6 separate regions of the Homo sapiens genome follow, and all the other regions are linked to region 1. A link is an interaction called in ENCODE POLR2A ChIA-PET data of the cell type or tissue named here. Cell type or tissue: OCI-LY7. All regions are shown on one strand. Region 1 overlaps ZZZ3 (zinc finger ZZ-type containing 3). Region 2 overlaps NEXN (nexilin F-actin binding protein). Region 3 overlaps AK5 (adenylate kinase 5). Region 4 overlaps ZZZ3 (zinc finger ZZ-type containing 3). Region 5 overlaps MIGA1 (mitoguardin 1). Region 6 overlaps ZZZ3 (zinc finger ZZ-type containing 3).

What was found. Peaks named below come from ENCODE experiments on the same cell type or tissue, not always from the same donor. Only the 100,000 strongest peaks of a DNase experiment are listed, where the experiment ranks them.
Region 2: POLR2A ChIA-PET joins it to region 1 with 6 read pairs; 3 of 35 experiments call an interaction of 5 or more read pairs at or near these places.
Region 3: POLR2A ChIA-PET joins it to region 1 with 5 read pairs; 5 of 35 experiments call an interaction of 5 or more read pairs at or near these places.
Region 4: POLR2A ChIA-PET joins it to region 1 with 6 read pairs; 3 of 35 experiments call an interaction of 5 or more read pairs at or near these places.
Region 5: POLR2A ChIA-PET joins it to region 1 with 5 read pairs; 2 of 35 experiments call an interaction of 5 or more read pairs at or near these places.
Region 6: POLR2A ChIA-PET joins it to region 1 with 8 read pairs; 3 of 35 experiments call an interaction of 5 or more read pairs at or near these places.

Annotation. Positions count from the first base shown.
Region 1 is chr1:77,667,570-77,672,569 of GRCh38, forward strand. All of the region lies in intron 1 of ZZZ3 (zinc finger ZZ-type containing 3), which reads right to left. Among named protein-coding and RNA genes, the nearest start is that of ZZZ3, 13 kb to the right of the region's middle. In OCI-LY7, no CTCF peak of the experiment used is centred here; a DNase peak (open chromatin) is centred at 2,992; H3K4me3 peaks cover 558 bases; H3K27ac peaks cover 1,505 bases.
Region 2 is chr1:77,908,901-77,913,900 of GRCh38, forward strand. The region is part of intron 1 of NEXN (nexilin F-actin binding protein); the gene reads left to right. Among named protein-coding and RNA genes, the nearest start is that of NEXN-AS1, 22 kb to the left of the region's middle. RefSeq lists a silencer at 393-546. In OCI-LY7, no CTCF peak of the experiment used is centred here; no DNase peak of the experiment used is centred here.
Region 3 is chr1:77,546,795-77,551,794 of GRCh38, forward strand. All of the region lies in intron 13 of AK5 (adenylate kinase 5), which reads left to right. Among named protein-coding and RNA genes, the nearest start is that of ZZZ3, 130 kb to the right of the region's middle. In OCI-LY7, no CTCF peak of the experiment used is centred here; no DNase peak of the experiment used is centred here.
Region 4 is chr1:77,613,106-77,618,105 of GRCh38, forward strand. All of the region lies in intron 5 of ZZZ3 (zinc finger ZZ-type containing 3), which reads right to left. It also overlaps the pseudogene RNA5SP20. Among named protein-coding and RNA genes, the nearest start is that of ZZZ3, 67 kb to the right of the region's middle. In OCI-LY7, no CTCF peak of the experiment used is centred here; no DNase peak of the experiment used is centred here.
Region 5 is chr1:77,802,944-77,807,943 of GRCh38, forward strand. It overlaps MIGA1 (mitoguardin 1), which reads left to right. Exons shown (of 16, transcript NM_001416120.1): 4 at 327-463; 5 at 4,032-4,158. Among named protein-coding and RNA genes, the nearest start is that of MIGA1, 26 kb to the left of the region's middle. In OCI-LY7, no CTCF peak of the experiment used is centred here; no DNase peak of the experiment used is centred here.
Region 6 is chr1:77,588,386-77,593,385 of GRCh38, forward strand. The region is part of intron 5 of ZZZ3 (zinc finger ZZ-type containing 3); the gene reads right to left. Among named protein-coding and RNA genes, the nearest start is that of ZZZ3, 92 kb to the right of the region's middle. In OCI-LY7, no CTCF peak of the experiment used is centred here; no DNase peak of the experiment used is centred here.

The DNA of each region.
Region 1 (5,000 bases):
TACATTCCTAATTATCTTCTTTTTTTCCTCCCCATTTCCTCTTCATACATTACATAGATTGTGAATGCTCTATTAAGTGAATGAAAGAATGTTTCCTAGCCCTAAACACTACTGTTCACATCACTTTAAATCCTATCAATAAGTCAAATGATTTTTTAAATTAATCTTATATACCATTAGTTAAATGGGTATTCTTTTTTTTTTTTTTTTTTTTGAGAGAGAGTCTCGCTCTGTTGCCCAGACTGGAGTGCAGTGGCATGACATTGGTTCACTGCAACCTCCACCTACTGGGTTCAAGTGATTCTCCTGCCTCAGCCTCCAAGTAGCTGGGATTACATGCACCTGCCACCACGCCCGGCTAATTTTTGTATTTTTAGTAGAGACACAGGGTTTCGCCATGTTGGTCAGGCTGGTCTTGAACTCCTGACCTCAGGGGATCTGCCCACCTCAGCCTCCCAAAGTGCTGGGATTACAGGTGTGAGCCGCTACACCTGGCTAATGGGTATCCTTGATATGTTTTTCTTTTGAAAAAATTTACTTATGAGGAAGTCATATTAATTTCTTTAGATTACTCACGTTTTTCTTCCCCAATGGAATTTTTTTTGTAATTTAAATAACAGGTTTCATTTTTAAGAGCCTATCAGTATTGATTGCTTAAACTATCTGTGGTCATTACCAGTTTCTTTTCTGAACTTTCTGAAACCTGCTTTTCTGGGAATTGCTACCTAAGGTAAACTCCAAGACAGCATAGAATGATCACTGTCTTTTGATTCCCATCATTTCAATTTCTAGCTGGGAGGCATGGAAAAGCATGGGCTTTGGAGTCAGATATTTGTCAGTTACTAGCTGTGTGACAAACTTCTCTGAGCCTCTGTTTCCACATCAATAACAAAGAGCACTTACTGAGCATCTATTTTATATCAAGTACATTATATACTCTCTATATAAGTAGAAAGTACCATATCTATTTATAATAAGGAAAACAAAGCTTAGAAATAAGTAACTTGCTTAAAATTATAGAGCTCATATGATCGCACCACTGCATTCCAGCCTGCGTGACAGAGCAAGACCCTGTCTCAAAAAAAAAAAAAAAAAAAGTTACAGTGCTCTCAGTGCTAGAGCCAGGATTTAAATCAAAGTCTATCTGATTCCAAGTCCATGTTCTTTTTACCACACCACAAAAAAGTGACTATAAACACAGTCCATTTGCCCAAAACAGATGTTCGATAATGGTTAATTCTATATCTAAGTGTTCTTCCTTGTTGGTAAGAATCAATTTCATATCAGCAATTCTCTTCAACTTTTAGGAGATTAAACTACCAGCAAAAACAAGAATTTATCAGAAGCTCTGATCTTTATTATTAGTGAATTATTTAATTAATCAAAACCAAAAACTGTATCAAACTATGCCAAACATATTCTTCAGATATTTTTGTGTTACAAAAAAAAAAAAACAGCCTTATGCACAACGATATCCTAAGTCAGCACACTGTGTGATTATTCATCCCCAGAGTTCTTAAAACACATAGCTTGTAGAGATAAAGCTCTTAAAAGAAAGTGTCATTCTTGAGAGGCATTCAGATCAAGACAACAGAAACACACAGTAGTTTTCCAGAATCCAAATAACCACCACAGACAAGAACTCTGAGGTTGTCAGTATCATCATGGAACTATAGATATCAAGTTTCTCTTATCTTCTCTTTCTCTTCTCCCCATTTCCTCTTCATACATTACATAGATTGTGAATGGTCCATTAAGTGAATGAAAGAACATTTCCTAGCCCTAAACACTACTGTTCACATCACTTTAATCCTATCAACAAATTAAACTGATGTTAAATGAACAGAAATTAAGAGCTAGAATACCATTAAACTTTCTTTCTCAGTTTTTTTTTTTTTTTTTTTTGAGATGGCGTCTCGCTCAGTTGCCCAGGCTGGAGTGAACAGGCGCAATCTCAGCTCACTGCAACCTCCGCCCCTCTGGGTTCAAGCGATTCTCCTGCCACAGCCTCCAGAGTAGCTGGAATTACAGGCACCCACCACCATACCTGGCTAATGTTTGTATTTTTAGTAGAGAGGGGGTTTGTCCATGTTGGCCAGGCTGGTCTTGAACTCCCAACCTCAGGCGATGCACCCACTTCAGCCTCCCAAAGAGCTACTATTACAGGCGTGAGCCACTGCGCCCCGGCCTCTCCGTTTCTTAAAAGTTTAAAAAGGTTTATAGATTAAAGTCTATAGGTTGGTTTTATTACTAAGAACTTCTAAAATGCACCAGCTGATTTAAAAAAAAAAGAAAAGAAAACTGTAATAGGCTGAAGGTGGGAATGACTTAAAACAGGTAAAAGAGATCATTTTGGTGTGACAGAAATGTTCTAAAACGGGATTGAGGTAATAGTTGCATGGCACTGTAATTTTACTAAAAAGCACTGAATTGTGCACTTAAAAAGAATTAATATGACTAACAAATTCCCCCAAAAAACCTATTAATATAATAAATATTGTGACCCCCCCCCCCCATATTACTCCCTTGAAATTAACACCAGCATTTAGGTCTATTATCAAGCAAATCTCCATGTTTTACTTGAATTAAACTCCAAAGCATAATTTTAGTACATGGGAGCCTCCAGATACTGAATTGCATTGTTGTCCTCTTTAATAAACCAGTACTGTCCTTGAACATACAACATGCAATTTTTTTTTTTTTGGGGGGGGGCAGAGTCTCGCTCTGTCACCCAGGCTGGAGTGCAATGGCATGATCTCGGTTCACTGCAACTTCCGCCTCCTGGGTTCAAGCGATTCTCCTGCCTCAGCCTCACCGAGTAGCTGGGACTACAGGCACACTCCAGCATGCCTGGCTAATTTTTTGTTTTAGTAGAGATGGGGTTTCGCCATGTTGACTGGGCTGGTCTCGAACTCCTGACCTCAGATGATCCGCCCACCTCGGCCTCTCAAAGTGCTGGGTTTACAGGCATGATGAGCCACTGCACCTGGCCTAGCATGCAAATTTTTACCAGAAACATTAACCAGTAAGAGCTGCCTTACTGAAATTACACACAAAAACAAAATCTATTAAGGCAACAAAGAGTTTGGATGGATAACAACACCTTGATGAACAGACTTATATGAAAGTTATCAGAATCAAACTGGAGTAGTAGTAGTGTTTGTTCTGTTTTTTTTTAAACAAAACAAAACAAAAAAAAAACACCCTGACAAACAGCCAGGGAAGGCTATGAAGGAAGGGCTGTCATGCGGGTATGCATGATAAAAACTATCACAAAAGACTCTGCAAAAACTACAACCTTATACAAAACGTGAAACAAAAACAAGCCAGGTGCATGGTACATACACACCTATAATCCCAGCTACCCAAGAAGCAGGAAGATTGCTTGAACCCAGGAGTTTACATCTAGCCTGGGCAACACAGTAACACTGTTTTTTTGGGGGGGTGGTGGGGGTTGTTTTTTTTAAAAAAAAAAAAACTTCTGTGAGGACATCTGCCAGCAACTGCCGGTCCAACCTCAGAATGGAGGCACTTTATTGACCCTTGTAGCCAAGAATAATTATCTCAAAATAATTATGAAATCCTCCTCATTTTTCCTTTAAAAACTTTGGTCTTCTTTTACCTCCCTGTATATGCACATGGTTTACTGTAACAACAGAATTCCCACTGCAAAGCCCTATTCCCAAATAAACATTATTTTCTTTTAGAAAGCCTGTTATTTAGGTAGACAAGATCAAAGTATTCAAACCACAGCTATTTCCACTTCTGATTGTTCTGATGAATATGAGACTTGAAAGAAAATTCAAATGTCACTGTAAAATGTGATACCAAAAAAATTCATTAGAATATAATCTATGGCACTGAAACAAGGAAGGACATACATGCACACAAACAGTACTGAAGATACATATGAAGATAGCACCTCAAACTCCAAAACTCCACAGTTTGAGTGCTTAGGTTCAAATCCCAAACCCTCCATTTAGCACCTGTGTGACACCGAGCAAGATATGAAACCCCTCTGCTTTGATTTGCTTATTTATAGAATGAGGGTTACAGTAACCCTCTGTATAAGGTTGTAGGGAGTACTAATGATAATGAATAGAGTATCTAGCATGTATCTGGCCCACAGCAAATATCCAATAAATTTTAGTTATTAGTATTACTTCTATAAGAGTTTTTAAAATCACCTAAAGCAGCTCTTTTCAATCTTCAATATACATACAAACCACCTATGAATCTAGTTACAGTAGTTCCCTCCCCACATCCACAAGCGATACATTCCAAGATCCCCAGTAGATACCTGAATATGAGGATAGTACCAAACCAGATATATACTATGTTTTTTCAATCTGATAACTGAGATGGCTATTAAGTGATTAACCAGTGGGAAGCATACAAAGTATGGACACACTGGACAAAGGGATGATTCACATAACAGGCACGACCAGAGGGACAATAAGAGATTTCATCAGGATACTCAAAAGGGCACACAATTTAAAACATGAATTGTTTATTTCTTGAATTTCCCATTTAGTATGTTCAGCCGAAGGAAAGCGAAACTGAAGAGTGCAGTAGAGACTACTGTAAAATGAGATTCTGATATTCAGAATCTGTTATATGAGAGCTCCGAGTGCAGTGTGAAATTTGAATTTCTAGTAAATTCCCTGATAGGTGCCAGGGAACTATAAAGTTACAAGGATGGTTGTCAAACTTTAGCACACACCAGAATCCTCTAGTGGTTTAGTTTAAAACACATATTTCTGGGTTCCATCTCCAGAGTTGGAGAAAATCTGCATTTGTAAAATTCCCAAGTGATGCTCTGCTGCTATGCCCAGAACCATATACTGTATTGAGAACTATTGATCAAAGGTTCTCTCATCTAGGATATGTAACAGAATCACTTGTAGGGTTTTTGTCTGTTCATTTTGTTTTTTAATGCAGAAGTCCTGACTATACCCAAGTAGTGCTACTCAAAGTGTGGTCTCCTGACGTACTAAATC
Region 2 (5,000 bases), 240 kb after region 1:
TAGGTCTGATTACCAAATTTTGGTAATCTAAATGTGAGGTGATTGAAGGTCTGTATTAGTATGGAGGCCGTGGAAATATGAAGTAATATGTAAGAGAAGTTTGAAAGCAACATTCATAAATCTTGACAATCTATTAAAATCTAGGAGATATAGAAGAATGAATCAAAAATAACTGCAAGGTTTGAGAAGCCATGAGAATGAAGGGTAGGTTTTGTTGGTTATATAAGAAGAAATATCAGGCCAGGCATGGTGGCTCATGCCTGTAATCCCAAAACTTTGGGAGGCGAAGGCGGGTGGATCACTTGAAGTCAGGAGTTCAAGACCAGCCTAATCAACATGGTGAAACCCTGTCTCTACTAAAAATACAAAATTAGCTGGGCGTAGTGGGGCATGCCTGTAATCCCAGCTACTTGGGAGGCTGAGGCAGAAGAATCGCTTGAACCCGGGAGACAGAAGTTGCAATGAGCCAAGATCACACCATTGCACTCCAGCCTGGGCAACAAGGGCAAAACTTCATCTCAATAAATAAATAAATAAATAAATTAATAAAATATCTAACAGGTAACTTTAGATATGATATAATGGCTCAAGTAAGACAACAGGACTAGTGCTATTTATTATTTTTATCTCAGGCACATAAAATTAGGTTACTCATAAACCTTAGTTCATGACACACTCATGTATAGATGGATTCCTTTAATTTACTCCTTTATTTTTAATAATGTCATAAGCACCGACAGACCCACTAAACAAGAAAAGTTAGGATCTTATTAATAATTACAGGGAATCATGTCCCATCCTCTCCCCCATTATATTGTCTCCTTCCCATAAAGAAAACTTCAGTCCCACATGGCTTCACTGGGGAGTTCTTGCAAATATTTAGGGAAAAAATAATACTAAATCCTACATGAACTCTTCCAGAAAACTAAAGAAATAATTCCCAACTCATTCTATAAAGACAATATTACTCTGTTAATAAAAGCGGACATCACAAGAAAAGATAACTTACACAACCAATAATTTATCATAAATACAGATACAAAACTTAACAAAATTTTATCAAATTGATTCCAGCAATATATTAAGAGGATAATGCATTATAACCAATTGGGAATTATCCTAGGAATGTTAAGGTTGATTTAACACTTGAAAATCAGTTAATGTAACTCACAATATTAATAAATTAAAAATGAAAGCCATATGATTATCTCAATAGACACAGAAAAAGCATTAGATAAAATCCAACATCTGTTACTGATAATTACTCCAGTAAACTTAGTCTGATAAACGGCATCTAAGAAAAGCCTACAGCTAACATCTTACTTAACAGTGAAAGACTGGACATATTTCTCCTAAGATCAGGAACAAGACAAAGATATCTGCTCTTACCACTTCTATCTAACATTGTACTGGAGGTTCTAGCTAGTACAGTAAAGCCAGAAAAAGAAATGAAAGGCATCCAGACTGGAAAGGAAAAAGTAGAACTGTGCTCACCGATGATGTGATCATCTATGTATGTAGAAAATCTGATGGAATCTATGAAAAAGCCAATAGAACTAATAAGTTATTAGGCTGGGCTCGGTGGCTAACGCCTGTAATCCCAGCATTTTGGGAGGCCAAGGCAGGCGGATCACGAGGTCAGGACTTCGAGATCAGCCTGGCCAACATAGTGAAACCCTGTCTCTACTAAAAATACAAAAATTAGCTGGGTGTCGTCGGTCGCGCCTGTAGTCCCAGCTACTCGGGAGGCTGAGGCAGTAGAATCACTTGAACCCGAGAGGTGGAGGTTGCAGTGAGCTGAGACTGTGCCATTGCACTCCAGCCTGGGTGACAGAGTGAGACTGTCTCAAAAAAAAAAAAAAAAAAAAAAACTAATAAGTTATTTTAGCAGGGTTGCAAGATATAAAACCAGAATACAAAAACTGTATTTTTTAATTTTAATTTTTTTTCTTTTAGAAATAGGGACTCACTCTGTCACCCAGGCTGGAGTATGGTGATATGATCATAGCTTACAGTAACTTTGAGTTCCTGGGCTCAAGAGATCCTCCTGCCTCTGTTTCCCAAGTGGCCAAAACTACAGACACACACCACCAGGCCTGGCTAATTTTTAAATTTTTTGTAGAGATGGGGTCTACTATGTTGCCCAGGTTGTTCTTGAACTCCTGGCCTCAAGCAACCCCCCTGCCTCAGCCTTCCAAAGTGTTGGTTTGGATTAAAGGAATGAGATACAGCGCCTGGCCCCAAAATTATACTTCTGTATGCAGGTTGAATATCCCTAATCTGAAAATCTAAAATCCAAATGCTCCAAAATCTGAAACCTTTGGAGTACTGACATGACGTCACAAGTGGAAAATTCCACACTTGGCCTCATGTGACAGATCAGTCAAAACATAGTCAAAACTTTGCTTTGGCCGGGCAAAATGGCTCACGCCTGTAATCCCAACACTTTCAGAGGCCAAGACAGGTGGATTACCTGAGGTCAGGAGTTCGAGACCAGCCTGGCCAACATGGTGAAACCCTGTCTCTACTAAAAATACAAAAATTAGCCAGGCATAGTGGCGGACACCTGTAATCCCAGCTACTTGGGAGGCTGAGGCAGGAGAATCGCTTGAACCCAGGAGGTGGAGGTTGCAGTGAGCCGAGATTGCACCATTGCACTCCAGCCTGGGCGACAAGAGCAAGACTCCATCTCAAAAACAAAACAAAACAACTTTGCTTCATGCAAAAGTTATTTAAAATATTCTATAAAACTACCTTCAGGCTATATGTATAAGGTGTATATGGAACATAAATGAATTTCATGTTTAGACTTGGGTCCTATCCCCAAGATAGCCTGTTTTATATATATATATATATATATACACATATATTCCAAAATCCAAAAAAGATCTGAAATCTGAGGCCAGGCACGGTGGCTCATGCTTGTAATCCCAGCACTTTGGGAGGCTGAGGCAGGCGGATCACAAGGCAGGAGTTGAGACCAGCCTGACCAACATGGTGAAACCCCGTCTCTACTAAAAATACAAAAATTAGCTGGATGTGGTGGCACGCACCTGTAGTCCCAGCTACTCAGGAGGCTGAGGCAGGAGAATTGCTTGAACCCGGGAGGCAGAGGTTGCAGTGAGCCGAGATTGCACCATTGCACTCCAGTCTGGGCGACAGAGTGAGACTCTGTCTCAAAAAAAAAAAAAAAAATCTGAAATCTGAAACATTTCTAGTCCCAAGCATTTCAGATAAGGGATACTCAACATGTACTAGCAACAATCATTAATTTAAATCTAAAAAACAACACCATTTACAGTAGTATAAACAACTATGAAATTATTTAGGGATAACTGACAAAAGATGTGGAAGATCTGCACATTGAAAACTACAAAACATTTCTGAGAAATTATAGAATATGTATATAATGGGGGGGACATACTGTGTTCATGGATCAGAAGACTTAACATTATTAAGATATTAATTCTCCCTAGATCCATCTACAGATTCAATGCAATCCCAATCAAAATCCCAGCATATTATTTTGTGGATATTGACAAACTGATTCTAAAGTTTATATGAAAAGGGAAAAGACTTGGAATAGCCAACACAGTGTTGAAGGAGAAGAACAAAGCTGGAGGACTAACACTACTCAACTTTAAGACATACTATAAACCTACAGTAATTGATACAGTGCAGTGTTGGTGAAATAATAAACAAAAAGATCAATGAAACCGAATAGAGAGCCCAGAAATAGATCCACGTAAATATAATCAACTGATCTTTGACAAAGGAGCAAAGGCAATAAAATAGAGAAAAGATTATTTTCAACAAATGGTGCTGGAACAACTGGACATCCACTTGCAAAAAACTGAATCTAGAAATAGACCTTACATTCTTCACAAAAATTAACTCAAAATGAATCACAGACTTACAGCATAGAACTATAAAACTCCTAGAAGAAAACATAGACAGAAATCTAGATGACCTCAGATTTGGAGTTCACTTTTTAGCTATGATACCAAAGTCACAATTCATGAAAGAAAGAATTGATAAGCTGGACTTCATTAAAATTAAAAAATTCTGTTCTGCAAAAGACACTGTGAAAAGAATTAAAAAATAAGCCATAGACTTGGAGAAAATATTTGCAAGTGACATATCAGATAAAGGACTGTTATCCAAAATACACAAAGAACTCTTACAACTCTGTAATAAGAATACAAACAACCCAATTAAAAAATGGACCAAAGGGCTGGGGACAGTGGCTCACGCCTGCAATCCCAGCACTTTGGGAGGCCGAGGTGGGCGGATCACCTGAGGTCAGGAGTTTGAGACCAGCCTGACCAATATAGCGAAACCCCATCTCTACTACAAATACAAAAATTAGCCGGGTGTGGTGGCAGGTGCCTGTAGTCCCAGCTGCTCGGGAGGCTGAGACAGGAGAATTGCTTGAACCCGGGAGGCGGAGGTTGCAGTGAGCCGAGATCATGCCACTGCTCTCTAGCCTGGGTGACAGTGCAAGACTCCATCTCAAAAAAAAAAAAATGGACCAAACAAAGATCTTAGGAGACATCTCACTGAAGAAGATACAGATGGCAAATAAACATATGAAAAGGTGCTTTAATATATTATTTAATATAATTCTAATTTAATATTTATTCATTTAATATATATTCAAGGAAATGCAAATAAAAATGACAATGAAATACCACTCCACATCTATTAGAATGGCCAAAATTCAGAACACTGACAACATCAAATGCAGGTGAGGATATGGAGCAATATGAACTCTCATTCATTGCTGGTGGGAATGCAAAGTGGTAAGCTACATGGTGGTTTCTTATAATACTAAATATGCTCTTACCATATAATCCAGTAATCATGGTCCACAAGAACCTGCATACAGATATTTATGTCAACTTTATTCATAAACACCAAAACTTGGAAACAACCAAGATGTCATTTGGTAGGTGAATGGATAAACTGTGGTACATGCAGGTAATAGAATATTATTCAGT
Region 3 (5,000 bases), 120 kb before region 1:
AGAATGCTCCAGGCCTTTGGGGCACAGAGCTCGGGCCTGGGAAGGCAAGTAAATGCTTCAGAGAAAAGAGGACATTTGAGCTGGGTCCTAAAGGATGAAGAGAAACTCAAGCCAGATGAAGGAGAAGGAACAAAGCCACTGACACGTGAAAGCGCCAGGAATGCTGGCCCAGATGAAGTGCCAAATAGATGAATTAAAGTCGTGGCAGATGAGACTAAAGAGCAAGATTGAAGCAAGTGGTGAAGGGCTTTGAATCCATTCATTTATTCATTCTTCCTGCATTCAGTAAATTTGCTAGATCAGCACTGTCAAAAGAAATAGAATGTGGGCCACATGTATAATTTAAACTTTTATAGTAGTCACATAAACAAAAGTAAAAAGAAACAGGTGAAATTAATTTAACAATATATTTTATTTAACTATTTAACCTAATATATCCTAAGTATCATTTCAACATGTAATCAATATAAAGTTCTCTTTTTTTTTTTTTTTTTTTTTGAGACAGAGTCTCACTCTGTCACCAGGCTGGAGTGCAGTGGCACGATCTCAGCTCACTGCAACCTCCGCCTCCTGGGTTCAAGTGATTCTCCTGCCTCAGCCTCCCAGGTAGCTGGAAGTACAGGTGTGTGCCACCATGTGTGGCTAATTTTTGTATTTTTAGTAGAGACGGGGTTTCGCCATGTTGGCCATGATGGTCTCAATCTCTTAACCTCTTGATCTGCCCGCCTCGGCCTCTCAAAGTGCTGGGATTACAGACATGAGCCACTGTACCCAGCCATAAAATTCTTAATGAAATATTTTTACATTTTTTTTATGAACTATGTATTCAAAATCTGGTACTTAGGGCTTTACCTCAAATTTAGTTGCTAAGTTTCCATAAAAAATACTGGAACTATATTTATATTTCATAAAATTTACAGTTGAAAAGTAGATTTCACATACCCAAGTCATTCCAAATATAGTTCTTAATTTTCCAAAAATTGGATCAAATGCCAGGTTTAAATTTTAGATTAATTTTAATTAAACAGTATTAAAAATCAGTTCCTTTCTTGTGCTAGTCAGATTTCAAGTGCCCAGAAACCACGTGTGGCTAGGGGCTACCATATTGCATAGTTCTAGACTACCCAAGGATGTTTGGACTGAATACTGAAAGTACTCAGTTCTAGGAGGGAAGCACTGAGTAACTTTAAACAGGAAAATGATTGAGCAGGTGTTTTAGAGAGGTCATTTTTAGAAAGGATGATTTTTTTTCATATCTGCTAAAAGATGTTATTCAAAACTTTAGGCAGAATGGAGAGGAAGAGAAAAGGAAAAACAGTTACTTAAAACGTTTAAGTGGACAGACTGCACGTACTATGGGAAGTCCTATTTATAGACAGGCCATTAATGTGCTGATTATAAGTCATCCTTATATTTTTGCTGAAGTTTGTCCTTAAATCTCTCTACAGTCAATGTATATATAGTCCTCCTTCTTTCTATGGCTTTGATAACGAGGAGAACTGTGTGGCCTGACTGGATATGTGAACTGGATGACCCCCATGAGCAGTCTTTTACATAACCCCAACTTTTGAAAACTGCATTTGATGATTTTCCCCAGATCATGCCCAGGTTCTGCACACTGAGGTCTACCTTGCTGAGCCGCTGCTGTTATCCTCTGGCAGTGAGGGATCCCTGTGGTGTGAGGCTGTGTCTTGTTTAACAGGGGACAAGATTAGAAAAGGAAGGTGCTGGCACACAGACCGTGATCCTAAACCATGCTGTAACAGCTTGGCTTTGTCCCAGAGGTTCCATGGTGCCAATACATGAAAAATAAAATGAAACTCAAGCAATGGTTTCAACTGTCTGGGAAAATTCAGGAAAAACACAACTAGACATAGGCAATGTTTGGACCAGCCAACTGTTTTATGATTTACAAATCCATGGAACTAAAGAGGAAGAGTAAACAAAATGTGTAATTCCCAAAGCAGTGTAATTGCTTTCCTCATTTAGTCATATGTTCTGTTGACTGTTGGGTAGAAATATTATCACTGACTGCTCTACTTTTCCTTCAAGAAGTCAGGTAAAAGCTCAGAAATTTACTATTTCCTGTTCACTTGCTTTTAGCTTTTTTTTTTTTTTTTTTTTTGAGACTGAGTTTCATTCTGTCACTCTGCTCACTGCAACCTCCGCCTCTCGGGGTCAAGCGATTCTCCTGCCTTAGCCTCCCGAGTAGCAGGAATTACAGGTACCTGCCACCACACCCGTCTACTTTTTGTATTTTTAGTAGAGACTGGGTTTCACCATGTTGGCCAGGCTGGTCTTGAACTCCTGACCTCAGGTGATCCGCCCTCCTCGGCCTCCCAAAGTCCTGGGATTACAGGCATGAGCCACCGTGCCTGGCCTGCTTTTAGCTTTTTAATAAAATAATATTTTGCTACACTGGTCAGAACATCACTTACTGTGGGATTTTTATATCATGTCTCAGACCAAAAATGGTAAATTCTTTTTTTTATGTTTATTTCTTCCTTAAAACTTTTAACTTTTGTGGGTACATATTGGGTGTATATATTTATGGGGTACGTAAGCTACTTTGATACAGGCATGCAGTATGTTAGGATCACGTCAGGGTAAATGAGGTATCTATCACCTCAAGCGTTTGTCCTTTCTTTGTGTTATAGATAATCCGATTATAGTCTTTTAGTTATTTTTAAGTGTACAATAAGTTATTGTTGACTAGAGTTACCCTCTTGTGCTATCAAATACTAGATCACATTCATTCTATCTACCTAAATTTTTGTATCCATTAGCCATTCCCACTTCCCCCTCTCCCTTCCCAGACACTGGTAACTATCAATCTACTATCTGTCTCCATGAGTTCAATTGCTTTAATATTTAGCTCTCAGAAATAAGTGAGAACATTCGAAGTCTGTCTTTCTGTGCCTGGCTTATTTCACTTAACATGACTTCCAGTTCCATACATGTTGTTGCAAATGACAGGATCTCATTCTTTCTTATAGCTGAATAGTACTCCATCATGTATGTGTACCACATTTTCTTTTTTCTTTTTTTGAGACAGGATCTCACTCTTTCACCCAGGCTGGAGTATAGTGGCACAATCATGGCTCACTGCAGCCTCAACCTCCTAGGCTCAAGTGACCCTCCCACCTCAGCCTCTTTTATTTATTTATTTTTTTTTTTTAAGGGACAAGGTCTTACCCTGTTGCCCAGGCTGGAGTGAGTGCAGTAGCTCCATCACAGCTCATTTTAGCCTTGAACTCCTGGCCTCAAGCCATCGTTCACCTCAGCCTCTCCAGTAGCTAGGACTACTGGCATGTGCCTAGCTAATTTTTTTATTTTTGTAGAGACACTGTATTTCCCAAGCTGGTCTCGAGCTCCTGGGCTGAAGCAATCCTCCTACCTCAGCCTCCTAAAGCATGGGCAGTTTACAGGCGTGAGCCATTCCATCCAGCTGGTAAATTCTTGAAGTCAGAAGCAAATCTACTTACCTAGTTTCTAACTAAATTAAATACATTAAGACCTCATACATTCTGATTTTGCTGACTCAGAATTGCAGATCTTTCGGAGAAAGGTCACGATGAAACTTACTTTTGACTGTTCATGATAAAAGAGGGTTACTATAAATTAATATTATAATAATTGATTATAGAGGAAACACACCCTATATTGCAGGACGTATTACTTTTAAGTTTACACAATTACTGAGGAAGTCTCATTCACAGAAAACAGTCAGTAAGCTGATTGTGCAGGATTGTTCTCTGTTTGCTAAGGACATTAAACACCAGCACCCTTATAAGCTAACTGGTTTAAATTTGCTAAAGCTCTAAGCACGAAGAAAAGTTCCTGTAACTTTGAAAGCATTTAGTAAATTGGTTCTTTTCCATTTCTTTTGAGTTGCAGTTATATACAAAAAGATAAATGCCACTTATTCTCTTAAAATACTCTCCACATGGGAATTAGATGAGCAAAGAGAATCTACTTTGAGACTTAGGAAGAGTCGAGCTAACCTGTAGAATGAAAGGAGAAATTTGGAGAGTAGATAAAAGGTTTTGTTCCCACCCAATTCAACTGGGCTCTCTTTTGCTCCTTAAAAATACACTTCAGGCCAGGGGCAGTGGCTCCCACCTGTAATTCCAGCACTTTGGGAGGCCAAGGCAGGCAGATCACCTGAGGTCAGGAGTTTGAGACCAGCCTGGCCAACATGGTGAAACCCCGTCTCTACTAAAAATACAAAAATTAGCTGGACGTGGTGGCACATGCCTGTAATTCCAGCTACTCGGGAGGCTGAGGCAGAAGAATTGCTTGAACCCGGGAGGTGGGGGTTGCAGTGAACTTAGATCATACCATTGCACTCCAGCCTGGGAGACAAGAGCGAAACTCCATCTCAAAACAAAACAAAACAAAAATGCATTCAGAAATCCAGGCCTTTCCCAACACACACACACACACACACACACCTTCTATAAGACAACAGAAATTGCCTCACTGACTTTATTCTCAGAACTTGGCATCTTGGTCCTAAGGAGGATCCCAGATAACTTCACAGAGTTTTCTAGTCACCCAAGTAAAAGACTGCTTTTCCCATCTAGAAAGCCTTATCATTTGATTTTGTCTTTAAACCTACCCATATCTTTGGGCTCCACAGGGGCAAGCACTACAGTACATGACTCTGACTGGTTGGCAATAAGCAGGTTTTTAATTTCATTAATAAACCCCCATATTTAAGCCACACAACAAAATGAGGAGGGGGATTGGGGTTGGAAATAGAGGTGGGCAATGGTCCACTGAGAGCTCTGGGACCCTTCCCAGCTCTCCCCAAAACATTAGCTCTGGCCTGATTGACAGAAAGTAACTAGCACTGCCCTTGAGGTGCTGCGTGCTGAGTCCTCTGTGCTGAAACCAAGTCGCCTTGTTTTTAGAAGGCAGAATCCCTTCTCCTTCCATAAAGCCTAGACTACAGAAAATGGGCTCTAAGAACATGTTTCCTCCCCTACAACAGTTCA
Region 4 (5,000 bases), 54 kb before region 1:
CACCAATTCTTTAGGTTGTAGTTGACACATTTTGCCTTCAGTAAATCATTTAAGACATCATATAGATGTTGGTAACTTCTTCATGGATTATTAGTCTTTAGTATGAACCACAGAAACACTAACAACATAGAATACAGGGATTACTCTTCCATTTGCAGAAAAAATGTAATCATAATTGAGATTTCTCTGAAAGAGAAATTTGTTTTCATTTGCATTTAGTTGAGTTACACTTTCAAATCCTAACCACACAATTAACCTGTGAAGACTAGGTCTTAAAAAGCAAGATATTTACTACATTATTTATTAGAACCAAGATAAATAAAACTCATTATTCTTCACTGCTATTCCACGCCTTTAAAAAAAAAAAAAAGCATCTATTTTTAAACGCTGCTTCTCAGGTATCTATCATTAAAGAGTTTCTTGGTATATGTTTATATGGTAGGTAGAGACTGAGGAACCAAAATGTCTCCTCTCTAGTGTTGCTATGCAATTGTAAGGAAGAGAGAGTAAGTAAAGAGACTTTTTTAAAGGAGGAAATAAATTAAATTATCCATTTATTAGAATAAAATAAAGACATCCAGCCAAGGACCTTTCTCTTTTCTCCTGACCTTCTCCATTCCCTGCCACACACATACCAAGAGTGCTATTCCTACCTGATAAACTAAACAAGTTATATCCTACATATTGACTTTTCCCCTATGTCGAATATATATTAAAATTTGAAAATCTAGGATCTCTTTAAGCATAGTCTATAATACATTTTTAATATATCAAAAATTTCAAAGGGCCCTTAGACTGAATGCCACAATAACTTAATAACAAATACAAAACAGTTAAAGCTCTGCAGTGCTACCTCTGATGCAGACTGCATGACATCTTTTTAAAAACATAGCAAGCCCACAAAACATAGCTATAAACAATAAATAGAAAATTATTTTAAATGCATCTCTCAGCTAAGGTCTTCCAGTAATACATACAGATTAATGACATGACACTAATGTAAAATATTTTTTAAATATGCTTTTTAAACATATGCAGATTGCTATCAAGACTTAAACACAACCCTTAAATTACTTTAGCCACAGAATGTTTCTGACAGTAGCTTATCAAGATACATCCAATGCTGTAAAACCGGATGCCTCTCCTAAGCCGACTCTAGTGGAACAGCAACTACAGATGCCACGTAATCATAGAGTAACAAGGCTAGAAGTTACCACCTCAAGGATAAACACAACCTCTTCATCTCACAATTGAAAAAATGAAGTTCAAAGAGATTGACTCCTTCATGATTACCCAGCTAAGGGCTAAGACCCCCATTAACGTCTCTTGATTCTGTAACTTAGTTCTGTTTCCTCATCAGCACAAGAAAACTAAAGTTGGTTTCTTTTTAAATCCCCTATAATATCTTTATGAGACTAAATTTTGTTTTTCATTATTTAAATATTTTCTAATTATATTACAAGACAAACTCAGTGCAAAAATGTAAAACATGAAAAGAAATAAAGTTCCAATAATCCTAACACTATATATCACTTTTTTAAGCTTTGAGAAAAAATAAATTTTAATAAGTTAAATATACTGTAAATCAATATACAGGGGAATATGTTACTAGATAAATTTCTTGTTCTAAAGGTTCCAAATCCCACACAGTATTTATCTACTTTCAAATCAAAACAGGACTTCAGGTTCTAACCATGGTCATGAAACCAGATGTTAAAATCTATTTCTAATATTAATGAAGAAAATATAAATAGAACATTCATGTTTATGGCCATACCAGCCCGAATGTGCCCAATCTCATCTGATCTCAGAAGCAAAGCAGGGTCAGGAGTGGTAGGCTTTAAAAAAAAATAAAAATTCATTCTTCAGAGAAGCATTAACTGAATGGGGTAGCAGTAGTGCAGATGACACAGTGGTGGCAGCAAGAGTGGAGGAATCCAGAGCAATCACTGCCTCCACACTGGTACAACTGCTCACTCTTTTCTCTATGCTTTTACAATTGATGATCAATAGACCAAACAATTCAAGGAAGCTTTCTTCCTACCTAACAACAAAAATGGTGACATCACAGTAAATGAATTTTGGATAGCCAAGGGTCATTCGAATTTCAACAGATGCAGAATTACAAAATATAATCAAAGAAGGTTATCAATAACAGTATGAATTCCCAGAATGCTTTTTACCAATATGTTTAGAAAAAGACACACAGAGGGGAAAAAATATCCACACAATATTCTGAATCTTTAAACAAGTATGACAACGGTTAAAATCAACATGGAGAAAGTACATCATAGAAACAAACTTGGCATCTAGCTTCAACAATCTCACAATCTAGGAAAAAAGATGGTTAAATTAACAGTCCACTAAGTGTTACATGCTATATGGTGCGTATGCAAAATGCCTATGGAGTTGTTCTGCTAGAATTCTTTAGAGCCAAATTTATGAGTCACATTTAGTTCAGGTTAGTGAGACATGAAAGGACATAAGTTTCACTACTTATAATTTTATTTTTGACAAAAAATATATTTCTCCATGTTACATATTTCTGCATAATTAAAAATTCTAGTAAAAATTAAATATCCTTTAAAAGGAACTGCCACCACTGAGGATATTCTGCAAACTGTTCCAAAAGTTGAGTTCCAAATATATTTTGAACAACAAGGATTGAGTCCAGTAAAGTGAGGTACTGATTCTTATAAAGAGGAAAACATTCTATTTGGTTTTATTTTTTAGATAAAACTTGGTAATTCAGTAGTGCTACCTTACAGGCATATGCTACCTAATGTAACCACTACATAATTCCTGTGTGTCAAAGGGCCCCCCCACCACACACACACACACAAAATTAACTAGTTTTTCTTTTTAATCACAATTTTAAAAGGAAATAACCACAATGACATGGAACACACTGTGTATAATGTTTATACACATTATACACTGAGTTATTTTTATCTAATAATTTGTCTCTTAAAGAATTCTCATTAATTAGTCAGACACGCTTCTTACCCCTGCTCTTGAGGAAATCATGACTCTTTCCCCCCTCAATCGTTGATTTTTCTTTAAACGCCAAATGTTCATACTTATTATCATTAGTGTTATTGGCTTCATAGTTTCTGAGTATAAAGAACATTAACAAGTTTCTAATGCCCAAGAACACTCTGGTGCTCTTCTTAGGAACACCTGCCACATTTAAAATGTCAGTGCAGTTTTAAAAGATGACACCATTTGCTTAAAAGCAACCCAAGTTATTTTCAAGACTGTTAAGTAAATGTCCATTGAACCCTGTAGTTTCTCTAAATGTGTTACTAGGATTCTGTAACCTATATACTTCAAGAGAATCTGGCACTGTGTTTAAAAACTTCCCCTAAATGCTGAAGTAAAAAATTATTGAGCAATAGGTGGCTTTTCCTTATTAAAAACAACAATTTTCACACTTTTTGCTCTATGCATCTCTACTGGTAAAAAATTAAAATTGTCAGCCGGGCGCGGAGGCTCACGCCTGTAATCCCAGTACTTTGGGAGGTCGAGGTGGGTGGATCACGAGGTCAGGAGTTCAAGACCAGTCTGGCCAATATGGTGAAACCCCATCTCTACTAAAACAAATACAAAAATTAGCCGGGGGTGGTGGCACCCACCTGTAGTCCCAGCCCAGGAGGGAGACTGAAGCAGGAGAATCGCTGGAACCCAGGAGGCGGAGGTTGCAGTGAGCCAAGATCGCGCCACTGCACTCCAGCCTGGGAAACAGAGTGAGACTTCGTCTCTAAAATAAATAAATAAATAAAATAAAAATAAAAATAAAAATTGTCAGGCATGTTCCCAATATATGTACACTTACTTATAAACTATATGTTCTACTATACTTAAATGCATTACAAATATATGTTATAATGTATTTCAAAAAACCCAGACATTCTTAAAATGAGCAAAAAACCTCTAAGTAGTATTTTCTTCTATCTCCCAGTGGATGATCTTGTGCATACCCTGGTATGCACTAATCCCCCCACGCTTTAGTTTCATCTGTCTGTGGTAAAAATCACATAAAATTTACCTTTTTAACCATTTTAAAGTATATAATCCAGTGGCACTTAGTACATTCACAATGTTGTGCAACCATCACCATTATCCAGTTCCAAAACATTTTCATCACCCCAAAAGGAAATCCTATACACATTATGCAGTCAGTCCTCATTCTACCCTTCCCCGACCCCCTGGGTAACCATTCATCTGCTTTCAGTCTCTATAAATTTGCCTCTTCTGGATTATTTCATATAAATAGAAACATATATGACCTATTGTGTCTGGTTTCTTTCATTGGTACAATGGTTTCAAGATTCATTCATATTGCAGCTTCATTCCTTTTTACAGTTGAATACAATTCCATTGTATTGATATACCTTGTTTTGTGTATCCATTCATCAGCTGATGGACACTTGAACTGTTTCTACCTTTTGGCTATTGTGAATTGTGCTGCTGTGAACATCTGTGTACAAGTTCATGTTTAAACACCTATCTTTCATTATTTGGAGTATACATCTAAAAGTGGAATTGCTGAGCCAGACGTGGTGGCTCATGCCTGTAATCCCAGCACTTTGGGAGGCCCAGGTGGGTGAATCATTTGAGGTCAGGCATTGGAGACCAGCCAAGCCAACACGTGAAACCCTGCCTCTACTGAAAAAAAAAAAAAAAAAAATTAGCCAGGCGTGGTGACAAGCACCTGTAGTCTCAGCTACTTGGGAGGCTGAGGCAAGAGAATCACTTGAACCCAGAAGGCGGAGGTTGCAGTGAAACAAGATTGCACCACTGCACTCCAGCCTAGGTGACAGAGCAAAACTCCATCTCAAAAAATAAATAAATAAATGTGGAATTGCTGAATCATATGGTAATTCTATGTTTAACTTATTGAGGAACCACCAAACTGTTATCCACAGTGGGTGCACCATTTTACCCTGCAACCAGCAATGTATTAGTGTTTCCATATCTTATTTTATAAACAATTGACC
Region 5 (5,000 bases), 140 kb after region 1:
TTAACAAAATTGTAAATTTAACATAGTCACCAGTATTTTTATACTGGTTACAATAGACCATTCAAATACCATCCTAATTTATTAGGTGAATATTCTATTCTTCATTTCAGAAGCAGATTTTAGCAGTGTTGAAAAAAGATTATATAAGATTATATAAAGATTTAGATTTTAATAATGATGTACATGTAATAATTTACACAAGTGAGTGATGCATGTTTTAAAATTAGAAGCTTTCTGGGTGAATATATTATAAACTCTGAAATTTTTACCTGAAATTTATCATTGGCGTTATTGATATTTTTAATATTAGTATGTTTATTTGATAGGTTCAAGTTGTTCCAGTAGCAGACAGAATTTGACATTATCTTTAAGTTCTACCAAAGACAAAGGATCTCAAGTTTGTAACTATGCTAATGGAGGACTTTTCAGTAAATATTCAGGTTCTGCACAGAGTTTGGCCTCTGTAAGTACAGAAAAAATATTAATTTTTAAAATTTTTGTTTATATGTCTTCTGTGATCTATTAGTTTAAGTGTCATATACTTATAGTTCTTAGTATGGAAATACTCTTAAGAAATCGTCTGAATGTGCTTTCTTTAGGCAAGTAAAATACCTTTTTGCTGACTATTAGTCAATTTGGTTCTAGGTTTCTTTGAATAAGTGATGTGGTCTCATGGGGTCCTGTGAAAATAGTGTTGATGTGGAAGTATTGCTTCAAAATTAGATGTTCTTGTTTTCACTTATTTGTGGGAGCTAAAAATTAAAACAATTGAACTTATGGAGATAGAGAGTAGAATGATGGTTACCAGAGGCTGGGAAAGGTAACGGGGGGTGGAGGGGAAGTGGAATGGTTAATGGGTAAAAAAATATAGGCAGATAGAATAAATAGGATCTAGTGTTTGATAGCACAATAGGGTGACTGCAGTCAACACAAAGTATTATACATTAAAAAGTAACTAAAAGATTATAATTAGATTGTTTATAACACAAAGAAGGGATAAATGCTTAAAGATAAAGGTGATGGATACCCCATTTACCCTGATGTGATCACTACATGTTGTATATATCAAAATGTCTTATGTACTCCATAAATATTTACACCTACTATATATCCACAAAAATCAAAAATTAAAATTAAAAAGAGTTATTAATTTAAAAGAATTAGCTGTTCTTCAAGAAGCTGGACAATGCAGCCAGACTTTGTGCTGGGTCACAGTAATCACTTGATGAGCCTACATAGGTGAAAGTATTTGGTTTGCTGAAGCCAAGTGTGAGGTTCTTCACCTCCTTCTTTGAATCATTAATACAGTATTGACTGACAAGCAGGAGGCTGCCCATCTTTATTTGGAGCATTACTATTAATGCTGATTGACAAGTGAGGAATGAAGTTAGTATTTGTTTAAATCTAATGTGATTTAAACATTAATTTAAAAAACAGGTAGAATATGTACCTGCTATTAAATACAGAACAGGCAAAAGAATATACAATGAGAGCTGGGTGCTGTGGTGGTGCCTATAGTCTCAGCTATTCAGAAGACTGAGGCAAAATTGCTTCAGTCCAGGAGTTTGAAGACAGCCTGGGCAACATAGAGAAACTTTGTCTCTAAAAAAAATAATAATAAAATAAATGTGTTCCTGATCCACTCAATTCCCCGCCATGGAGATAAACAACATTAACAATTTTTTTTTTTTTTTTGAGATGAATTCTTGCTCTGTTGCCCAGGCTGGAGCGCAGTGGCGCGATGAGCTGGAACTCAGCTCATTGCAACCTCCACCTCCTGGGTTCAAGCGATTGTCCTGCCTCAACCTCCCAAGTAGCTGGGATTACAGGCATGTGTCACCACACCCGGGTAGTTTTTGTGTTTTTAGTAGAGATGGAGTTTACTATGTTGGCTAGGCTGGTCTCGAACTCCTGACCTGGTGATCTGCCTACCTCAGCCTCCCAAACTGCTAGGATTACAGGCATGAGCCACCATGCCTGGCCTGTATTCATTTTTTCTTCATAGTTTATAGAACACCATATTCTGTTCTGTACCTTGCTTCCATATTTCTTTTTTTTTTTTTTTTTTTGAGACGGAGTCTCACTCTGTCGCCCAGGCTGGAGTGCAGTGGCACAATCTCCGCTCACTGCAAGCTCTGCCTCCTGGGTTCATGCCATTCTCCTGGCTCAGCCTCCCGAGTAGCTGGGACTACAGGCACCCGCCACCACGCCCGGCTAATTTTTTGTATTTTTTAGTAGAGACGGGGTTTCACCGTGTTAGCCAGGATGGTCTTGATCTCCCGACCTCGTGATTCACCTGCCTCAGCCTCCCAAAGAGCTGGGATTACAGGCGTGAGCCACCACACCCGGTCCCTTGCTTCCGTATTTCACTGGAATATATAGCTGCCCTATTCTGTAATGCCTAAAAATGTACTAAATTTTTAAAGGCTCTTCTAGGATAGGAACAGCTAGATCAAAGGCCTACAGACTTTCAGTTTCTCTGTGAAACCGAGCAGCATAATGAAGAATATGCCTATTCTTTTTTTTTTTTTTTTTTGTCTTTTTGGCAGTGTATTGATGGAATATACCTATTCTTTTTTCTTTTTTTCTTTTCTTTTTTTTTTTGAGATGGAATCTCACTCTGTTGCCCAGGCTGGAGGGCAGTGGTGTGATCTTGGCTCACTGCAACCTCCATCTCCCGGGTTCCAGTGATTCTCCTGCCTCAGCCTCCCGAGTAGCTGGGATTACAGGCGTGCACCACCACACCTGGCTAATTTTTGTATTTTTGCATGGTTTCACCATGTTGGCTTGGCTGGTCTCGAACTCCTGACCTCAAGTGATCTGCCCGTTTTGGCCTCCAAAGTGCTGGGATTACAGGCGTGAGCCTCTGCGCCTGGCCAGAGTATGCCTGTTCTATAATGTGAACTTCCTCAGTGTCTGAGAAGTGCCTCTTCTGAATTTCCTCAATTGAAAGTTGAAGCCCTTGTTGACTAGAAGTAGATAAGGTGAATTTCATGATAATAGTGTAACAAGTCTTTAGAATCACTGTACTGTACTTGCCTAACTGAACTAGTCATTCCTCTTTTGTTAAATCTTACAATTTAACAAAAATATAAATTTAACATAGTTGCCAGTATTTTTATACTGATTACAGTAGAACATTCAAATACCACCCTAATTAATTAGGTGAATATTTTACTCTTCATTTCAGAAGCAGCATAATCTGTAGGCTATATGTTGTAACTTGTTGCTCCTAGGCTACAAACCTGTACCACATGCTACTGAACTGAATAATGTAGGCAATTGAAACACAATGGTATTTGTGTATCTAAACATATCTGAACATAGAAAAAGTACAGTAAAAATACAATTTTGTAATCTTACGGTAGGGTTGACTGTTGTATATGTGGTCCGTCGTTGACCCAGATGTTGTTATGTCGAAAGTGTCTGTAGTTAGTTTGAGATGCCAGCAGAAGAGCCAAATGGAGTCACCTAAAAGGCAAATGAAAATGTGGGCTTAGATTTCTCAAAACTGAACTGGAATTAGGACAGAACTGGAGTTAGGAATTTGAGAATCATCTGCATAGAGGTGATTGAAATGATTTGCTCAGTGGACCTTGCTAGGAGAGGGCATTTACAAAGATGATAGTGGCTTTTTTATTTTAGGTATCATTTAGCAGAGAGTCAGCATTGTAAAACATTCTAAAAGAAAAATAAGCTAGCTAGCTTAAATCACAGTAGGTATAGATAAAATTTATAAGTGAATGCTTAAAAGAATAAATGATATAAACATAACTGCCTGATTTCTGATGGAAATAAGTGATTTACATTCAAAATACTACTCTTCTTGTGTATTTTTGAGCAAACAGGCTTAGAATAGAGTCGTGATTTCTAAGTTTGATTGATTATCATCAGAATTATTTCTTCATGTGGAAATTACATGGATTGTCTTACCACTAATAGGATTTATAAAAATAATTTGTAAATATGAAAGATCACAACATACTATCATGAGAGAGATTTGAAGTAACTTCTATCCATCTTAATTTTAGGTCCAGAGTGTCAATTCTTGTCATAGCTGCGCTTGTGGCAATTCTAATTCCTGGGACAAAGCAGATGAAGATGATATTAAACTTGTTAATATTCCTGTGACTACTCCAGAGAACTTATACTTAATGGGTAGGAATGAGATGATAACATTTTAAGATACTGTGCTCACATTTAATTTGTTTTGTTCTTGTTTTTTATTTATTGAGACAGACAGGGTCTCACTCTGTCACCCAGGCTGGAGTACGGTGGCGCGATTACTGCTCATTGCAGCCTCAACTTCCTGGGCTCAAGTGATCCTCCCACCTCAGCCTCCTGAGTTGCTGGGACCACAGGCGCATACCACCATGCCCAGCTAATTTTTAAAAAAAATTTTGTAGAGATGGGGTTTTGTCATGTTGCCAGGTTGGTCTTGAACTCCTGAGCTCAAGCAATCTGCCCGCCTCAGCCTCCCAAAGTACTGGGATTACATGCGTGAGCCACCACGGTTGGTGGTAAGTTGAAATTAAAAAACTGAATTGTTCTAAGAGAAGCAACTATAATTTTAAATGTTCTTATATCTGTTGTATCTAGTCTTCATAACGTCATACATTGTGTTAGTTTAAACTAATACAACAAAATTAAAACAGCAGAAAGAGTTTTGGAGGCTAGAATTTCATTATCACTGGGCTGAAATCAATATGTCAGTAGAGCCATGGTCTCTCTGGAGGCTTAGGGGAGAATCTTTTCCTGGCCTCTTCCAGCTTTTGGTGGCTTCCAACATTGTTTGGCTCGTGACCACATCATTCCAGTCTCTACCTTTGTCTTCGTGTCACATTCTCCTCTGTGTGTATCAAATCTCCCTATCTCTCCCTCTCTCTCTTTTTTTTGAGACAGAGTCTCACTCTCGCCCAGGCTAGAGTGCAGTGGTGCAACATCGGCTCACCGCAACCTCCACCTCCCGGGTTCAAGTGATTCTCATGCCTCAGCCTCCC
Region 6 (5,000 bases), 79 kb before region 1:
TTTAGTCAAGAAATGAAAACCTCCACTAGAATACCACTTCCATTTTTACTTAACAAACAGCTATGCAGGAAAAAAAAAAATAGACTTGTTTTATAGAGTATAAAGGGTCAAACCAGGAGCAAATTGTGATAAAGACACAATATGAAGAAAAACCTTGTCTCAGTCAAAACTAATAAAAGATGGTAGGATAGCACCCAATCACCATAGATGTTCAGACAGATATTTAAAAGAAATTCAAGCACTAAAAACCTGAAACTCTTTAATTCCAATAAATATCCTACTTTTACTTTTGCTACTCACTGAACCAAGCAAGAGAATAGAATAACTCAAAAAAAAAATTACACATATTTTTGCCTGGATAAAATCATAGTTATACCTTTTCCGTAAGGATAGCTTTGTATTAAATCTATTAAAATTATTTGTTATTTATGTCTAAATCTAAATCTTACACAATGCTAACAACAGTGAACTTACTTGTGTCAAAGAATTAGGGTTTTCTTATTTTCGCCTTTTGAGACAGGGAGTCGCTGTGTTACCCTGGCAGGTGGGCAACGTCAGATCATGGCTCAATGCAGCCTCTACCTCTCGAGCTCAAGCAATCCTCTCACTTCAGCCTCCCACGTAGCTGGGACAGGTGTGTACCACCATGCCCAGCTACTTTTTAAATTTTTTGTAGAGAAAGGGTCTTGCTGTGTCGCCCAGGCTGATCTCAAACTCCTGGTCTCAAGCTTTCCTCCCACCTTGGCCTCCCAAAGTGTTGGGATTATAGGCGTGAGCCCCCACACCCAACCAGAACTGTTTTTACTTTTACATCTCAAACAGAAAGACATTTTAGCTTTATATATTTGGCCAAAGTATAAATGCCCCTTCAAGTCCTTATCTAAGTTATTTTTACTACTTTTCAATACCCAAGTCCTCTTGAATTATTTATATTCATGAATATAAAAACATTTATATGAAAGAGTATACAGGTAAAAATCCTGACATCTGAAGAGAACATCAAGGAATTAGCAATCTGGAGGTTGATTTTATTTATTTATTTATTTATTTATTTATTTATTTATTTATTTATTTGATGGAGTCTCACGCTCACCCAGGTTGAAGGGCAGTGGTGCAATCATAGCTCACTGCGGCCTCAAACTCCTGGGCTAAAGTGATCCTCTCGCCTCAGCCTCCCGAGTAGCTAGGGCCACAGGTATGCCACCATTCCCAGCGAATTTTGTTCTCTGGGGTTTGGTTTGGTTTGGTTTTTTTTGTAGGGACAGGGTCTCGCTTTGTTGCCCAGGCTCGTCTCAAACTCCTGGCTTCAAACACTCCTCCCGCCACAGCCTCCGAAAGTGCTAGGATTATAGGCATGAACCACTGTGCTCGGCCTATAAGTTAATTTTACTGTCCAATTTCTAGGCAGTAATATTACATACACAATAATCAGGGAGGGATGGAAGGAAGGCGTGCAGGAGGGAGGCACAGACAGGCAGACAGAAACAGAAGGAAAGATTTTATATTCAACTGCATCAGAATCTTTTTAAAAAAACTAGATTTCCATTTCTACTGTGGTAATAACCCTTAAGATTCCATGGGCATTTGTAATCTAAAAAAACTAATGGAGAAACATTTTTAAAAATCCATATCAAGGACACTCTGCCAAAATATCAGCCTGATTCTTCAAAACTCATTAAATAGTGTCATTAAAAACAAAAAAGAGGGCCAGGTGCAGTGGCTCACGCCTGTAATCCCAGCACTTTGGGAGGCCAAGGCAGGCGGATCACCAGAGGTCAAGGGTTCGAGACCAGCCTGGCCAACATGGTGAAGCCCCTGTCTCTACTAAAAATACAAAAATTAGCTGGACATGGTGGTGCATGCCTGTAATCTCAGCTACCTGGGAGGCTGAGGCAGGAGAACTGCTTGAACCCGGGAGGTAGAGGTTGTTGTGAGCTGAGATCATGCCATTGCTTACTCCAGCCTGGGTGACAGAGCAAGACTCCGTCTCAAAAAACAAAAAGAGGGACAGCTATTTTACAATAGGAGTCTAACTAAAGTTTTATTGGAACATAGCCACACTCATTTGTTTACATAATTTCTATGGCTGCTTTCTAGCTATAATGACAAAGAGGAGGAGCTGCAATAGAACCACATTATCCACCAAGCCTAAAATATTTACTATCTGGTCCTTTAAGAAAGTTTGCCAAGCCATGCTCTAGATTAAAGGACACAAGGACATGACAAGCAAATGTAATGCATAATCTTGGGCTAGATCCCCCCAGGGGGTTAAACAGCTATAAAGGACATTTTTGCAGATAAATGGAAAAATTTAAATATAGATTGTGCAGTATATAATTTTATTGTACCAATGTTAAATTGCTGGAGTATAATAATGGTATTTAAAGTTATACAGGGAAATGCCCTTCTTTTTAGGAGATATTTGCGGAAGTATGAGTGATGAGTCTACAACCTACTTTTAAATGACTAAGCAATTTTAAAAGTACATTGTACCAGATGGGAAGGAGAATAAGGGTAAAAGGAGAGAAAATACATTAGAAAATGTTAAATTGTTAACAACTGGTGAATTTAGGTGAAGGTTATGCAGATTCTTATCATATTACTGTTCTAGTTTTTCTAAGTTTTATACTTTTCCTAAATAAAAACCAAGGAACAAAAAGTCTTCATTATACTTTGCTACTCAAAAAGAGCAGCTTGATTTCCCTATGAACACTGAGCCTCATTAAACATACTGAAAACAACCAGAGGACATAAGGTGACGTAACGATAAATATATGTTATGCAGCACGCAAAATTTTAAAAATTATTTAGTGAAATAAGAGCTGTATAATAAGATGCTTTCTCTTCCTTAATGAAGGGCTCAAAGAGTTTACAGGAAGTGCAAATTCAGTAACTCACAAATAATCTCCCACTTTCTTTCTCTTTCTTTTCTTTTCCTCCCTCCCTCTCTCCTTCTCCCTCTTCGTTCTTTTCTTTCATTATAGATGGTGTCTCACTCTGTTGCCCAGGCTGGAGTACACAATCATAGGTCACTGCAGCCTCAAACTCAGGGCTCAAGTTGTCCTCCCACCCCAGCCTCCCAAGTAGCTGGGACTACAGGCGCATAGCACCATGCCTGGCTAATTTTAAAAACATTTTTGTAGAGACAGGTTCTTGCTATGTGGCTCAGGTTGGTCTTGAACTCCTGGCCTCAAGGGATCCTCCCAGGTCAGCCTACCAAAGTGCTGGGATTACAAGGCATAAGCCAGGCCCACTCACTTTCAATAAAACTCCAGAAGTCAATGGTGATCAAAAGCCTTTTATGATATTCTGTGTTAAGACATAAACTAATACCTCAGCTCTCAATAATATGTCTTCCAGGTATAAAGATCAACTCTGTATTGAAAATAAGTAAAACCCTGAATTTAAAATGAGCAAAGAAAAAAACAGGTACTTGTTTATTTCAGAAGTATGGACAAATCAGCAAGATACTAAGCCCAAAATCTAAGTGAAAGAATAAACTGACAGGGGCAAAAGGAGAACTAAAATTGCTTTTGGCTTGAGGACAGGTACTGAACCATGCAAGCTTGAGCTCAATTTTCTAGACTTCACTTGGCCAAGGAACGTAAGACAAAGCCACCAAGATAGATAGTCTCTCCCCATTAAGCTGGGACCCTATCCCTCACTCCAGCCCCCAAGGAGAGTTGCCTTGGGACTGAGGAAAGAATACATATTTACTGCCCCAAATTATATTAGCTGGGTGGTCCCCAAAACCTCAACCCATGACTACAGTTTAAGTCAATGGCCCTGGACTGGGACACAACTCCCTCCCACCTCCAACCCTGAATCAAGATACCCACAGAAGCAAATGCAATCCTGTCTAGAGAAATATGTTTTCATCCTGGGCCTCAAAGATAATCCATAAGTAATTTTCCAAAGAAAGTGAATAGCTCACATTAAAAAAGTTTCGCTCTGTCCCCCAGGATAGAGTGCAGTGGCGTGATCTCAGCTCACTGCAACCTCCGCCTCCCGGGTTCAAGTGATTCTCCTGCCTCAGCCTCTGAGTAGCTGGGATTACAGGTGCACACCACCACGCCTGGCTATTTTTTGTATTTTTAGTAGAGACGGGGTTTCACCATGTTGGTCAGGCTGGTTTCGAAATCCTGACCTCAAGTGACCTGCCCACCCCGGCCTCCCAAAGTGTTGGGATTACAGGCGTGAACAACCGTGCCCAGCCTGCTCACATTAAAAAATTATCAAGCATGCAAGAAAGCAAGACACAAAGAATAAGAATAAAAGCTGAGCTCAAAAATATTTATGAGGTATAGGAAACTACAAAAATTGAGCATGTAGCTTCTAAAAGGAAGCAAATAAAATATTTAAAAATACAGTAACTAAAACTAAAAGGTCAGTCGGTTCAAATTTTCACTTCTGGAAAACAGACGAGGCAAATTCAGAACAAACTCTTCCCTGAAGACAACCAATATACAGCTGGAGAAAATATTTGAAAGTTCTTAAAAGCATCAAAGAGCTAACAAAATTGTGAGTTATTACGAGGTAAAGATCCACAAGAAGATGGAAACCAGAAAGATAAAACATGTTTTTGGGGCACTTTTGCCTGGAGCAATTTATTGATCCAGAAGAGAGGACTGAGAGGCTGAGCAGTCCTTTTGACAGCTTAAAACAGTAGAAGATCAGAGTTGGAGTCTAGGGCCTATCAAGAGAGAACTTTGAAACCAGCCCAGCCCTTGGGTTGGGATCCTGAAAGGCTATACCTTAGAACTAAGGGTGAACAGGAAACAAACAGCTTTCTCAGAACAGACTAGAATATCTCAGTTTGGAATTAATTAGTAAAGTTGAAGATGTACATACCCTAAGATCCAGACATCCCATACCTAGGTACGACCTCAAGAAACTCTTGAATATACACAGTATAAGACATATGTTCATAGCAGCCTTATTAATAACCCCAAAGTCCATCTAATACTAATGCTTAATATAGCAATGAAAATGGACATCTA